Regions from separate parts of the Mus musculus genome. Here all the other regions are linked to region 1. Evidence: chromatin loops called from intact Hi-C (ENCODE). Cell type or tissue: heart. All regions are shown on one strand.

Region 1 (5,000 bases):
GCCAAAGCATGGATAAACATTCCCAATGACAGGATGATCACGGTCCCTTGAAGGCACACCCAGAATCATCCCAGAACCTGCACCAACCATGGCGACCGACACAGCTCTGCAATCCCAGCACCTGGAAGTTCAAGACGATCCTCTGCTAGACAGTGAGTCTGAGGCTAGCCTGGGCTACATGAGATCCTATATCAATATATCAATATATATATATATATACACACACACACAGGTTTGGTGGTATTTTAATAACAATATTTCAAAACTATTAAAATATGTTTAAGAAGCAATATAAAAGTACTAGAATTGTGATTTTATATTAGCAGAGGGCACCACTGTTAAATCTCCTGTTGTAGTTTAAGGCCAGTATAAAGCGCATTCACACTGCTGATATCAGTATAATCTTAAAAAAAAAAAAAAGAAAAGAAAAGAAAAGGAAAGAAGAAGAAGAAGAAGAAGAAGAAGAAGAAGAAGAAGAAGAAGAAGAAGAAGAAGAAAAGAAAAAACTACTTTGGAAATCTATTTGACAGTATCATCTAATCTAAACACTAGCTCAGAACTCCTAAACTTTGCTCCTATTCCCAATAGACATGTATGCACATACATGGACTCAAAGTCCCATCCTAAAATGAATTAAGTGTGGTACAGTCTCACAATGGAATACTACACAGCCGTTAAAAGGAATTGTCTCCCCAAACCTTGGCTTTCTCCCCATCTAGACCCTTCCTCTTCCATCCTCCCTTGTAAAAAATGTCTCCTAGTTCCAGGACAGCCAGGGCTATACAGAGAAACCCTGTCTCGAAAAACCAAAACCAAACAAACAAACAAACAAACAAGAAAGATGTCTCCTGAGCTCCAGTACACATAAGATCATCAACCTAGTTTTTGATGTAGCAATGCCTGTAGTTTCTTTGTAGCCAGTTTGGGCAACATTTTTTTTTAGACTTTTTTTTTATATATATTTTTATTAGGTATTTTCCTCATTTACATTTCCAATGCTATCCCAAAAGCCCCCCATACCCTCCCCCCCACTCCCCAACATTTTTTTAAAAAGTACTTTTAGGCACTGGGAGTGGAGCCCAATGGTAAAATACTTATTTAGCAGGACTGAGTTGGAACCCCAGTACTAAAAACAATCCTTGCTTTTAAACTTGAAGGGTCTTTCCCCCCCCCCTTTAATCTCTCTCCTTTGTGCACTTGCAAGCTCTGATTTCTGTAGTCTTTCCTTGTCTCCTGTCGCTCCCCCCAATTCCACCCCCTCCTCCCAACCCCCAACCCACACCCATCTCCAGAACTCACTTTTGCCATAGTAACTCAGTCAACTAGCACGACCTGTGGAGGAGGCAACCCTCGCTCAGAAAGATCACCAAAGGCCCCCGTGGAAGCTAAATGAATTCCCAGCTAAGTGAATGTCTGCACGGGCAGACAGACACTCCTCCATCCTCACCCTTTTTAATCTCCCCAATCAACTGACACACTTTCCCGCAGCCGCCCTGCTCAGCACTTTCCCAAAATTTAGCTGTAAAACAACCGAAGGTTGATTACGTGTCTTCTCACTATCTATCTATCCCTCTTACCCGAGGGAAGAGACAGAAACAGCAGCCGCTCGGTCCCGGAGATGGTTTTTGTGGAGAGGTGGGAGCGTTGTTGATGGCATAATTTTATTATTATATGAAAAGCCAATGACTCATGAATTTTAAAGTATATTGATGTGTATTACATCCAACTTTTAAAATAAAACTTAAATAGATTAAACATTGAAGAGCCCAACAACTTACTGGAGAGCGATGCACGAAATGAGAAACAAGATAACTAAGTACCGCATAAAAGCCAACTCTAACAAACTCGCAATTAACGCAAGGAGGCTTTGGTTCCCAAGTAGCCCAGGTGACAACCAAGGTCACTGATCCGGGGGATTGGCATTCCTGATTAGTCTTGGGCTCTCGGTCTGATTCCATACTTTAATTAGACGAACGGAGAGGCACCTCGGGAGAGAAGTGCAGAAAACAAGCGCTGGGGGACGCCACAGAACATTGCCAACGCGAACAACGAGGCCTGCGCCGGGTCAGCCGCGCGGAGTCAGCTCAGGCCGGACCGCCCGCGAAAAGTTGCCTTTGAAAGTTGCAAAGGGACCTGGTGAGGGGGGATGAGACTCACCAGCTCCGCGGCTCCCGAGCGCGGGGTTTCCCACGTACCTGCGCGACCAAGTGTGCCCCGGGACGCTGCCACCCGTCCTGCTGGACCTGACACTGCAGGTCCTCAGGAACTCAAGCAGGTCCCGGAGCTTAGGGCGGCCCCTAAAGGCCGCACCCACCCCTCCCCCACGCCCAGACCCTGCAACACCAGCTAGGGCCACCTGCCGCTCCGGGACCGGGATAAAGGAGCACTAATCGCCGCTTCCTACTGCCAGAGGGTACACCAATCTTACCCTGGGACGCCTCGGAAAAGGGCGCTGCACTGCACTGCACTGCACTCCGGCTCCGAAAGGACGGCTTAGTATCAAAGGACCAGCGCGCCCCACTCCAGGTCGGGAGGCGCCGCCCCCTCGAGCGCCAGCGGTGATCCCAGGCGACTGCTAGCCAAGGCAACCCCACGGACCTTCCCAGGGCAATCTCAGGGCCAGTGTCGCCGTGCGCTCCAGCACGCGCCAAGAGTGTGAGGCTGGGCACCCTGTTGGCTCAGGGTAGAGTCGGAGTTCAGGCGCCCCAGATCGTCCCTGCAGGGGACAGGAGCGCAGCGTTGCCACTACTCACCTCCAGCGCCGCGAATCTGGAGCTGGCACAGGGCGGGCGGCTCGCGGGGAGGGACCGAGAAGCGCTGGGCGGGGCCTCGGGCAGCGCCAGACTCAAACCCCAGTTACACTAGATCGCGGAGCAGAATCCTGCAGTGGCCGTGCAAGAGTAACTTGCGGCTGCCGGGAGCCACCGAGTGCAGGGACACAAACCGGCTGCAGCTCTAACCGAGAAGTCCGCAAGGCACCGCGCGCTCTTTGTACCCGAGAGCCGGCCGTGGAGAGCCCAGTGCGCCTGCGCGCCGCCGCGACTCTCCTAGGCGCACCTCCACACCACTGGTTCCTACCCGCCCGAGCGACCCTCCCATTCGCCCTGGAGGGGGTTCGGTGCGAGCAAGTTTTCGACCTTGGGAGCTGGGCGCGCCAGGAGCAGAGTAGCACCCTAATAGCGCCTGTTACCGGGCGCCGTTAAGACGTTGGCTTGGGAACCTGAATGGAGTAGGAGACTCGAGGTTTCAAGTCCGCTCTGGAGCCGATGGAAAGTTCCAGCCAACTAGCAAGCCGCAGGGACCTAGATTCATTCCTTCCAGCACTCCTAGCAGAGTGAGGAGTCTGGAGTCCAAACTGACAAGGCCTGGCTACAGGGTGTGGAGCACAAGAAAGAAGTCACTTGTCCCTAAAAGCTTCATCAGAAGAAAGGGCAGTAGATCCACAAGAGATGAGTTGGGAACTGAGGCACAAGTCCTCTTTCAAGAAGATGGCCAAAGACAGAGAGTCCAGTGATCAAAAACAACATAACTGCTGGGGAACATAACAGAAGCCTGGAAGCCGGGCAGTGATGCTGCATGCCTTTGGTCCCAGCACTTGAGAGGCAGAGGCAGGCGGATCTCTGAGTTCCAGGCCAGCCTGGTTTACAGAGTGAGTTCCAGACAGCCAGGGCTACACAGAAAACCAAAAAGAGAAGAAAGGGGGTGGGGAGAAGAGGAGGAGGAAGAGGAGGAGGAGGAGGAGGAGGAGGAAGAAGAAGAAGAAGAAGAAGAAGAAGAAGAAGAAGAAGAAGAAGAAGAAGAAGAAGAAGAAGAAGAAGAAGAAGAAGAAGAAGAAGAAGAAAAAATCTGGAGCGAGGAGGATCCTTTGCTAAATAGCAAGTTCCAGGCCAGGCTGAGCTATATGAAAAATGGGTATTGCTAAAACAACCATAAAGACAGATTTGAAGGTTCTGATCGTCTCGATTGTTTCGTGCCCACTCCACCACACACACACACACACACACACACACACACACACACACACACACACACACAGCACCCCTTCTCCTAGACCAGACTGTTAGAACAAGCAAAAGGCAATGGGTAACAGAGCAAAAGGTCTCCTCCTGGGAACCTCAGTTTCTACATGGGTTAAGAGGGTCCTTGGATTCAGTAGATGGTGTGGGAGACACCACTCATACAGGATAATTCCTGAGAAACGTGCTTACAGGGAGAGGATCGGAACCATGGGATTCCTGTTTTTCAAATGTCCTCACCTGGCTAGCTAGACTGCTCAGTCAGTGGGCTGTAAGTTCAGGAAGACTGGCTGCCTTAGTAAATAAGGTGGGAAGCCGTCCAGGAAGACATCTGACTTCAAGTTCTGGCTTCTACATGCTCACATGAGTATATATGTTCATCTGCACACACTAGTGTGCCTACACATGAACATACATACATACACATGCAAAAAAAATAGTTTGTAATGCCTACCCCTCCAGAATTCCAAGTCTTGACTTCCCCTTCATTTCTCCCTCCTTACATTTACTCAGCAAGCATTAAACATATAGGATCTCAAAGAGTGGGCCGATGTGATCAATAAAACACAGCAGGCCCAGTGTGGTAGTGCAAGTCTTTAGCCGCAGCACTTGGGATACAGAGGCAGATGCATCTCTGGGGGTTCAAGGCCAGCTTGGTCTCCAGATTATTCAATGCTACACAGTGAGACCTTGTCTCGGGGATGAAAAATAGATTCAATTTTCAGATTTATATTTGAAATTTTATCTTTGATTTACTCATTCTTTTACATTAAAGCCAATTGACACATCATTTAACTCACCCTCACTGTGCACAGTTGGGGGGTGTTTGAGTGTATTCAGAAGTACCACTCATTGTACCCTGCAAAGAAACCCCACAGCCATCAGCAGCCTCCCCTCCCCTCCCCTCCCCTCCCCTCCCCTTCCCTCCCCTCCTCTCCCTTCCCCTCCCGTAGCTCCTGGCAACCACTAAACTGTTTACTTTCT
Region 2 (5,000 bases), 97 kb before region 1:
CCCTAATAACTGACAACTTGTTCCCTTCAAGAGCAAGTTTTGGGTTCTGCTTATTCCGTTGGCTTCATGGCCTGACTGATGGCTGCACTCCGCCCGTGTAAGAGGCTGTATATCTCTGTAGAGCCAGTTCACCCCGCTAAACCTCAACCACTTGAAAGGTCTCCATCAAAATGCTTTCTGGTACACTCTTCCTCTTACATGGTCTGAAACAACTGCATTGTTCCATAGATAACACTGGCCAAGAGAGATAAAAGGGGGTTTGTTGCTCTGCTCTGACACGTGTTCTTCCTTTGTATCCCAGGCTGGTCTTGGACTCACTGGCTAGCGTGGGCTGGCCTCTAATTCATAATTCTTCTCCTTCTTCATCTCAAGTGCTGGAATAACAGCTACGAGGCGCCACACCCAACTCCAACTGAATGTTTTAAAAGGTCTTTTAGGTCCTTAAGAGTATATACAAACACCGGTTGGGCTGGAGAAATGGCTCAGTGGTTAGGAGCACTGGTTGCTCCTCTAGATGGTCTGGATTCAGTTCCCAGCACCTGCATGGCAGCTCACAACTGGCTGTAATGTCAGTTCCAGGGGCTCCATTCCAGCAGGCTCACACGTGGTGCACATAAATATGCATGCAGGCAAAAGACTCAAACACATAAAATAAAATCAATAATCTTAAAAAGAATTGGTCTGTCATTAAAAACATCACATAAAGTTTCTTTGTGTGTGCACGAGTGCATACAGTAGTGTGTGTGTGTGTGTGTGTGTGTGTGTGTGTGTGTGTGTGTGTGTGTATGCTTTGATTATCTGCAATACTACCCTGGCCAAATATGCCCAACCATGACTGGTGCTTTTTCTTTTTAAAAACATGGTGCTATAGATTGGAACTCAAGTCTTCATGACTATACAGCAGGCACTCTACCAACTCCCCAGCTCCACATAACGTCATACTTGTTATAATTTTGAAAGTTTTACCCCATCCTTCTAAGAGTTCACAGTACTGGATAATCACACAGAGAAATTTCCAACAAGCACAGGAGGAGGAAGGTTTTATTGTTTTGTTTCGTTTCGTTTGTTTTTTAGGGTGCTTCTAGATCCGCAGTTCTCTACCTGTGGGTTGTGACCCCTTTGGAGATCGCATGACCCTTTCATAGGTGTGGCATATTAGATATCCTGTATAGTAAATATTTACAATTCATAACATTAGTAAAATTACAGCTATGAAGTACAACAAGGGTAATTTTATGGCTGGAGGTCACCACAAAAGAACTGTAGTAAAGGCTCACAGCATTAGGAAGGCTGAGAACCACTCTTTGGATCAACTGAACTCCACACATCCTCCTGGCTCTCTCCTAGGCACCTTTGCCGAGTTGCTCTGTAACCTCTCCTCCACCACAGTATCTTCAGGCCTCCCAGATCTGAGAGAAAAATCTTTCTGGAACTCCACCTCTGGGCTGGGCGAGCTGACAGTCCGGCTCTCCTAGCTTGGGGCAAAGCACACGACATATACATGCAGCTGGTGTGGGGTCAGTATGGAAAGCAGGACTCTGCACAAGAGTCAGCAAGCCCAGGACAGGAGAGCGCCAGCAGGGTCTGCACTGCGCAAGCACAGTCACCCATTCAGGAGGGGCTGAGGACAGACAAAGGTAATCTCAAGGCTGTCCTAAACTACCCAACAGCGTGCAAAGAAACGGGGGTGTGTGTGGTGTGTATGCGCGTGTGCGCACTCACTATACTGAGCCTGTATATTAAAGGATGGCCCCCAAAAACTAATAAAATACAAAGTTGAGTGCCAGCCATCCCCCCGAATATAAAACACTTAAAGATCCGAGTGAGCTAACTTACTCAGCCCCTCCTAGCTTTTACACTAACTTTATAGCCAGCATCATCTCATCCAAACCTTACCAAACACAGTCTCCCTGCGAACAAGATGAATGTTGCTATTTTCCCAAACACTCCCTCTTCCTCTTAATTTCTTTTCCCTTCCCTCTCTGTCTGCTATCTCCACAGAAAAACAGCATCAGGCACCCAGTAGGTCCTTCATACAGTTCTGATGAGTACACGAACAAGCATTAAGGCGCTTGCTAACTTGACTCTCATTAGCTGCAGTTGATGTATAAGAGCACTGGCTTCTACCTTAAAAAAAAAATCACATCTTTTAAGGGACTCAGAACACAGGACCATGTGTCAGCATGAGCCCAGAGTTCCCCTTCGCCATGGTGTATGTAGCTCCCCCAAGTCACTCTCCTGCCCGTGCTTGTCATTGCTCATCCAAAGAGAATAGTTCTCTCCAGACAACTGCCTTCTTAGACATTTTCATGCCATTCTAGACACAGTGGCTTTCTGGACTAAGCTGCTTGTCCATAGGAAAGAGGAGAGGAACTCTTCCCTACCTCATTTTTCTCCTGATCCCCTCTTCCTCCAGTACCACTAGTATATACTGCTTTAAAAACAAAAACCTTCTGAGTAGGATACTTTTCAAAAGAGAAAAATTTAAGTTTTTAAGTTTTATCTATGTGGGTTTGTACATATGGGTGCAGTATCCACAGGGGCCACAAGAGGGCATCTATCCCCCTGGAACTGGCTTTATAGGCAGTTACTCATGAGCTGTGGTAAGTGCTTGGGACTCCCCCAAAAGAGGTATTCCTAACAGCTTAGCCATCTCTCCAGCCCTTATGCTGCTGCTTTTAGACCCACGATTCTACCATGGTGTGGATCATGTTGGCTCCCGTCAGCTGAAGGGTTGAGGAGAAAGGCTTGTGGGATCCATACGTACATTGAAGGTTCTCTTCCTCCCCTCACTCAGAATTTAATTAAGCATCCTTCATAGAAACAGAGTCAGGAGAAAAATCAAGCGCTCAGCAAGCAAGAGAAGCCTCCATTGAAGGGCTTTATTTTATCGATTGATTGATTTTCAGTGTATATGTATGGATTTGCCTGCATGACTATGTGCCTGGGGCTGAAGGAGGCCAGAAGAGGGTGTTGGATCCCCAGAACTGAGAGAGTTGTAAGCTACAATGTATGTGCTGGGACTGAATGTGGATCCTCTGCAGGAGCACAAGGGCTCTTAAGTACTGTGCCATCTCTCTGGTCTCTGAAATCTTTCTCCTCACGTCATTTTATTACACATATGGAGTACATATGCTCCCCAGGATATAGAACACTATTTTACATAGCAGGATATTTCTTGATGAAATCTGTTAGACTTTTCAGCAGCCAGACCTTGCATACGCCAAGCACAGACCTTGGGATCACTTCCTTCTTGGGGTGGGAAGTACAGTCTTCCCACATTTGCCCTCCTTCCGGCTACTTGTTCAGAGGGAACAAAGCTACTGGCCCCAAAGCCTTCTGTGACAGCGGTTTTCTTGTTCCTCCCATCACCTGCTGTATTTCTTCTTTGTGTCACCCCACCGCACAGATGTCATGCATGGCTCACACATGGCGCATGCTCACAGACTGGCATGGAAGGATGATTCTCTCAACCAGATACTAAGTATCTATGATGGGGATAACCTAGGATCTGCTAAGTACTATGATGGGGATAATCTAGGATCTGCTAAGTACTATGATGGGGATAACCTGGGATCTGCTAAGTACTATGATGGGGATAACCTAGGATCTGCTAAGTACTATGATAGGGATAACCTAGGATCTGCTAAGTACTATGATGGGGATAACCTAGGATCTGCTAAGTACTATGATGGGGATAACCTAGGATCTGCTAAGTATCTATGATGGGGATAACCTGGGATCTGCTAAGTACTATGATGGGGATAACCTAGGAGCAGATAGAGGATCCAACACCAGCACATAGCCGAGCACAGCAACGCAACAGAACCTTCCATTGCTGATGAATGAATGACCTCAACGTGACTTCTGTTCCCTTTCAGAGGCACCAAGACAAGACATGGCTGGGTTAAAGAAAACACACACCACACACACACACACACACAGTGAACAATGGACTTGGTTGTTTTTTTAAATTCCCTGATGCACATTTACACCCCAATTCTGTGTTAAGTGAACTTGGTGTTGATCACCATGAATGATTCTGAGTTCACAGCATCACATAGCATACATCTGAAGTTCTGACATTTACCAGAGTCAGGGTCATTCCACTATCTCAGAGATGGGCATGGCACACTAATGGCCATCCAACTCACTTTAAAGTAGTACTGCCTGCTGCCTGCTGTCTTCTATCCCAATTCTCAAAAAAACAAAAAGACAAAAGCAAAACAAAACAAACAAACAAACAAACAACCCCAGACTCAGGGAAACATTGTTCACTACCCCATCCCTGGCCTAAAACCGGAAACAAGTCATATAAAAAGCTGTATCAACTCTGAGCTCTGAGCTTCCCAGTGTTTGGGCCAAAGGATCCAGTGAGAAGAATATTAGGCCAAGCCTTGGGGCACCAAATACACTGACAAGAAAGGATATGAAAGGGAAGAGGGGCATAGGAGAAGGGCTCCTCCCATTTTCTCCCTGCCCATTGATTACCGGGGGTCCTCTCCGGCAGTATCTTCAGAGAAGCAGAATTTTCACTCTCTCCATATTCCTGCATTCCTCACTAAACTAAAGCATTCGAAAGCAAGGGACTTCTTATGACCAGAGAAATCCTTTCTAAGGACGCACTCTACCTACCCCAGTGAGGCTGTCTCCAGTGTGTTCTACCTCGGCTAATTCCCCAAGAGCAGAAGAGGCCTTGGCTCCGCTACAGCAAGCTTTTCCTTTGTAGTTCATTTCCTAGTCACCTTATGTTGTGTGTTAGGATAGCAAGTGTTCTCAACACCACCCAAACAAAACCAATACAAACAAAATCACCCAACAAGGACTACCCATTCCTTACTAAACTGGCCATTTCTCCAAGTTTGTTTATTCAACAACAAGAAATTGCTGAGATGAGTAATCTGTACATGGTCATTCTATAGACGGGTTTGCTCAGAGGTGCATCAGCCGACAAAAATAACCTGGCATTTAGCTTCAAGTGTTCAGTCTTATATTCTATA
Region 3 (5,000 bases), 90 kb before region 1:
GAGACAGCCAAGGAGTTACAAACTGACAGAGCACATAGTTGCTAACTGCTGCATTGAGAACACGGTTGCTAACTGTTGCATTTTTCGCAATGGAAAAGACTTGAAAAACAAGTAAGTGCTCATTAAAACACAACTCCTATAGGAGGTATCTCTGTACAATGGACTGCTCTCCCCATTGAAGGAGAGTAAGCCTAGACATACAGAGGAAGAAATACAGATTTTGGGTAAAATCTGTAGGCAGACCTAAGATCAAACAGGCAGACGACATTCTGAGCAGACCCTTAGGAGGAACTGCAATGGCATGTAAGTATGCAGAAAATTTGTAGCAGAACACACAACAGATGCATCCCAGGGGTGGCTCTAAAACAACTCCAATGGACAGTGATGTTTCTACTCAATCTTTAAAGTAACCCATAGAAGTTATTATCACATCTTTATTATTCGGTGTGGTGCTTACACTCGAACCCAAGGCCTTACACACAGGTTAGGCACATATGGAGTCACACCTCCAGTCCCAGCACTTAGTTTCTTAAAAATTAAAGGTTAAAGGCTGTTCTGCTTCTCCTCATGGGAGTGAACAGTCCGAAAGGAAACCAAGAAAATAATTCCAGGATCCGAAGAGATGGCTCACAGGTTAAGGTCTGAGTTTGTTTTCCAGCATCCATCATGAGTGACTCAAAACCACCTGTAAGCCCAGCTCTAGGGGATCACACACACACACACACACACACACACACACACACACACACACACACACACACTCACACACTCACACTCACACACACACAAATACAGTAAAGCAAATGATTCTGTTGGCTGTGGTGGTAACTGATACCTGCAAGCATAGTACCTGGGAGGTGGAGAAGGCAGGAGGATCAGGAGTTAGTTCAAGGTCATCCTCAACTATATATGACAAATTTAAAGCCACCCTGAGTGAGCTCATGAGACCCTCTGTCTGGAGAAGAAACAAAAGGGAAAGGAAGGGAGAAGAGAAGAGAGCTAGTTCTTTTTACAAGGGTAAAATACCTGTTAAAGGTAATTGGCTTGAAGCAGATCTGTAAACTAAAGACTATATAAAACTGTGCTATAAATTAAAGAAAACTCAAACAGGAAGAGACTCTAAGTACCTAGGAATGGTGGAACAGGCCTGATTTCCCAGTACTTGGTAGGCTCAGGCAAGAAGATCACAAATTCAGAACTTGTCTGGGCTACACAGAAGACCCTGTCTGACACACACACACACAAAACCACCCACATTCACAGAATACAAATCTTATGGAAGACCCTGTCTGAGAAAAAAAAGAAAAACAACACCCACATTTACAGAATACAAATATTAATATTTTAAGATGTCAATACTAGGGTTGGAGAGATGGCTCAGCAGTTAAAGGCACTGACTGCTCTTTGAGAGGTCCTGAGTTCAATTCCCAGCAACCACATGGTGGCTCACAACCATCTGTAATGGGATCCGATGCTCTGTTCTGTGTCTGATGACAGTAACAGTGTACTCATATATATAAAATAAATAAATCTTATTAAAAAAAAAAAGACGTCAAGACTACCATGAATCACCAATGCATTCAAGGGATTTAACGCCCTCTTTATGGCCTCCACAGGCACCTGCACACACGTCAGACACACAGAGAAATTAAAATAAATACACATGAATTAAAAGTCACTTTACAAAAAGAGACTAAATCACCAATTCTCTGTTGATGCTTTAGCGTGGAGAAGCTAACTTTAGGACAGTGGGACCAGCATATATGAGGATCCTCTTCACCTAGCTGCCACTCTGAGCAATATCCCCCGCATGAAGGGCCATGGTGAGGAGGGGAAGAAACGCGCTCCAAATCCCGGGTCTTACATAATCCCGGATCCCATACAGCGGGGACACGTGCCTGGGAAATAAGTGAGTTTGCTCAGTCGGGGCTGAGAGGCCATGTTCTGGTTGTTCATGTCTTTCCAAACATGATCTACATATGAGCTATCAAGTATGCTCCGTGTCCTTCCTCCTTCCTGGTAAAAAACTGAACGGAAACTGCTGCTTCCAAAGTCCATGCAAGGACCTTGGTTAGGAGATCAGATCTAGAGATTTGCTAGAAAAGCTGTCGGGTCCCCCTTCATCAGGTTCTGTAAGTAAACAGTTCCCTGGCCTCTGGGTTAACTCATGAGCGCCCTCTCCAGGAGCACACCAGGAAATGCAGGAGGAGAAGGACACTGTATTCCTGGGGCTCTTGCCCTGCTGATTGAGTTTGGATCTCAGCGCTCCAGTCTCCCCGGGAGAGATGCACACCAAAACACTTATTTTTCTGACAGGTCAGGCAAAGTAATTCCTAGTTAATCCTTTGCCAACAGGTACCAACTATTAAAACCTAAGACACATTTCTTGGGGTCATTTCAATGTGATTATTAAAATTCAGGATGGGAAGATGGGGGGTGGGGGGAGGAGGAAACTTCGATTAAGAGCCCTCGTTTTAAAAGCATCTTAAAATATCTTACCTTGGGCTGGAGAGATGGCTCAGTGGTTAAGGGCACTGGCTGCTCTTCTAGGTCTTGAGTTCAATTCCCAGCAACCACATGGTGGCTCACAACCATCTGTATGGGATCTGATGCCCTCTTCTGGTTGTGTCTGACGAGAGCTACAGTGTACTCATATAAATTAAGTAAATAAACCGTTTAAAAAAATCTTTTAACTCCTTCAATGGACATGGTCCTTAAAGTCTCTCGACTGCTTAGAGGAACATGGTTCGCATCAATGAGAGAGGTTCAATTGAATAGCTTTTTATGATGTGGAAGGGTGATGGGATGGGATTTGGACTGTTGAGATTTTATGTTCACTTGTTTGTTAAAAACTTTGTCTCGGGCTGGAAAGATGGCTCAGTGGTTAAGAGCACTGACTGCTCTTCTAGAAGTCCTGAGTTCAATTTCCAGCAACTGCATGGTGGCTCACAACCGCCTGTAATGGGATCCGATGCCCTCTTCTGATATGTCTGAAGACAGCTACTGTGTACTCATATACATAAAATAAACAAGTAAATCTTAAAAAAAAACCAAAACAAAGCCTGCGTCATTAAAAATTCCTAATGCTGCAGGTTATGCAGGGAAGGAAATAAGAGGTGCAGACACTTCTGCTTCCAGTCTCCACACCCCTCCCGGTTTCCATCAGTGCCATGTTGGATCCGGGGTTCACCGTGTCCCTGGTCCCTGGCAGCCACCATCAAGTAGGGGTCTAGGGAGAATTTCCTCTAGTTCTGTGAAAAACAAGCAGCAGTTACTGCTATGATCACCGCAAACCTTGGATCTGACTTTCTGCATCTTTATAGTAAGGCGCCAAAGAAGGATGTTGTAAGTCATTGCTTTATCAGATACGAAAATGAGAGGGGGGGGGGATCTCTGAGAAATGAACCAAGCTCTTGAGTTATTATATTAGATATAGCTATAGATACATTAACAGCATGGAAAATTACTAATTTTTAAACATTCTAGAAACTACAGAAACCCCACCCAATGTTGTTGAATATTTTAGGAGGTCTACAGTTATGGATCTAACCTCTGTTCTCTCCCTCACTTCATCTTTTCTTAAAACACCCCACAAAATACAAACCAGCTCAGCTAATTAACAATTTAATCGTGCCTCACATTCACTTTTAATCCCGGGCACACTGCCTCAAGCTTTGAAATGAAAATTCCATGTTATGGAAGAGGATTTAGAGACTTACAGAGTCAAAAAGGAATCATAACTCCTGCATTTTTAATCGTCCATCCTCCCAGCCCATGATTTACCCCACAATCCTCACCAGAAAATAAAATGAAGAAAGTTTTGAGGAACGAGTTATTCTCAAAGTAAATCTCCTACCAGCCTCTGTCAATCATGTTAGCCCTGTCCCCCTAGTTAGCCCTTTCCCACTTCCTGCCTGAAAACCACATTACTATTTAATTGCTTGGCGACTTCCCATTTTATTAAGAGGCAGAAAAAACGTAAAGAGCCAAAACATGGAGATGAGGCTCTGGCCGTAAATTGTCCCCTTAAGCAATGAAACGTACTTCTCCAGTGTGATGTGGTAGGCTCTGTGGAAAAGCCCTACATGTGCAATTCTGCCTAAGCCCAGAGCCCCCATCACTTACAGCCAGCCCTACAGTTCTCAGGGCTGAGGGCCATCCATCAGAGCCAGGCTAGTCGCCTGCATGCTCTCTAGAGCCAGTGTGAAGGGCATAGCCAGGAGTCAGCTTTGTCCACCACCCTTGCCCACCCCAAATTTCTCTTCTGTTCTCATGGGGTGAGAAAAGCAGAAGAAACAGGTGGGATAAGTCAGTGCAGGGGGGTGATGTAGCATATGGAAGACACTAGGTTCCGCCTCCCAGTACCAAATGGAGGATCTGTAAGAAGCACAGCCATGGAAAAACTGTGCATCAGGACTATACCCCATCTGCCATGCTGTTTCTAAGGGAGTTGAACTATTCTGTCATAATCCAATGAAAACTGTGGCTAAATTTTCAGCCTCGTGAATTCAGAAGAACCCACGTCTCTCCTGTTCATTCAATGCCCCAATCTCCATTTCTTCCTCTGTAGTGAGACAGAAATCATTATCAGATTATGCCACATCCTGGAATGTGCCAGCACGTCTGGCCTCTGAGGGCTGCTTCCAGTGGGTCGCAGAGACTAAGTGGGGTCTGGTGTTTCAAAGCCTGGGAAAGCATCCGCTGGTGACTTCTCTAGAAGGCTGCCAGCCAAGAAACAAAGGCAGCTAGTGTTATTAAAGCCACCCATTGATGGGTACAAGAAAGTAGATTTTTTTGATGCTGTTCAGAAAGCCTTGCAAGTGCATAGCTGAGAGAGAGAGAGAGAGAGAGAGAGAGAGAGAGAGAGAGAGAGAGAGAACAAGAAATTCAGCAGGGTTACTGCAGAGGGAGATCAGAAGGTAGGATACGCATGTGCATTTTCTTTTTTAAAGATATTTAAATTTTTATTATTTTATCTGTATGAGTATTTTGCCTGCATA

The links. Peaks named below come from ENCODE experiments on the same cell type or tissue, not always from the same donor. Only the 100,000 strongest peaks of a DNase experiment are listed, where the experiment ranks them.
Region 2: a loop joins it to region 1, with 2.9 times the contacts of the local background. A loop is called at or near these places in 10 of 42 quality-filtered maps.
Region 3: it touches region 1 in a loop (2.9-fold over the local background); 10 of 42 quality-filtered maps call a loop at or near these places.

Annotation. Positions count from the first base shown.
Region 1 is chr19:25,234,746-25,239,745 of GRCm38, reverse strand. It overlaps Kank1 (KN motif and ankyrin repeat domains 1), which reads right to left and starts at 2,771. Exons shown (of 14, transcript NM_181404.6): 1 at 2,429-2,771. In heart, a CTCF peak has its summit at 2,007; DNase peaks (open chromatin) are centred at 2,105, 2,835 and 3,095; H3K4me3 peaks cover 2,572 bases; H3K27ac peaks cover 2,256 bases; H3K27me3 peaks cover 903 bases.
Region 2 is chr19:25,332,135-25,337,134 of GRCm38, reverse strand. The region is part of intron 3 of Kank1 (KN motif and ankyrin repeat domains 1); the gene reads right to left. Among named protein-coding and RNA genes, the nearest start is that of Gm52392, 66 kb to the left of the region's middle. In heart, a CTCF peak has its summit at 2,542 (motif pointing right); no DNase peak of the experiment used is centred here.
Region 3 is chr19:25,325,011-25,330,010 of GRCm38, reverse strand. All of the region lies in intron 3 of Kank1 (KN motif and ankyrin repeat domains 1), which reads right to left. Among named protein-coding and RNA genes, the nearest start is that of Gm52392, 73 kb to the left of the region's middle. In heart, a CTCF peak has its summit at 2,178 (motif pointing left); no DNase peak of the experiment used is centred here.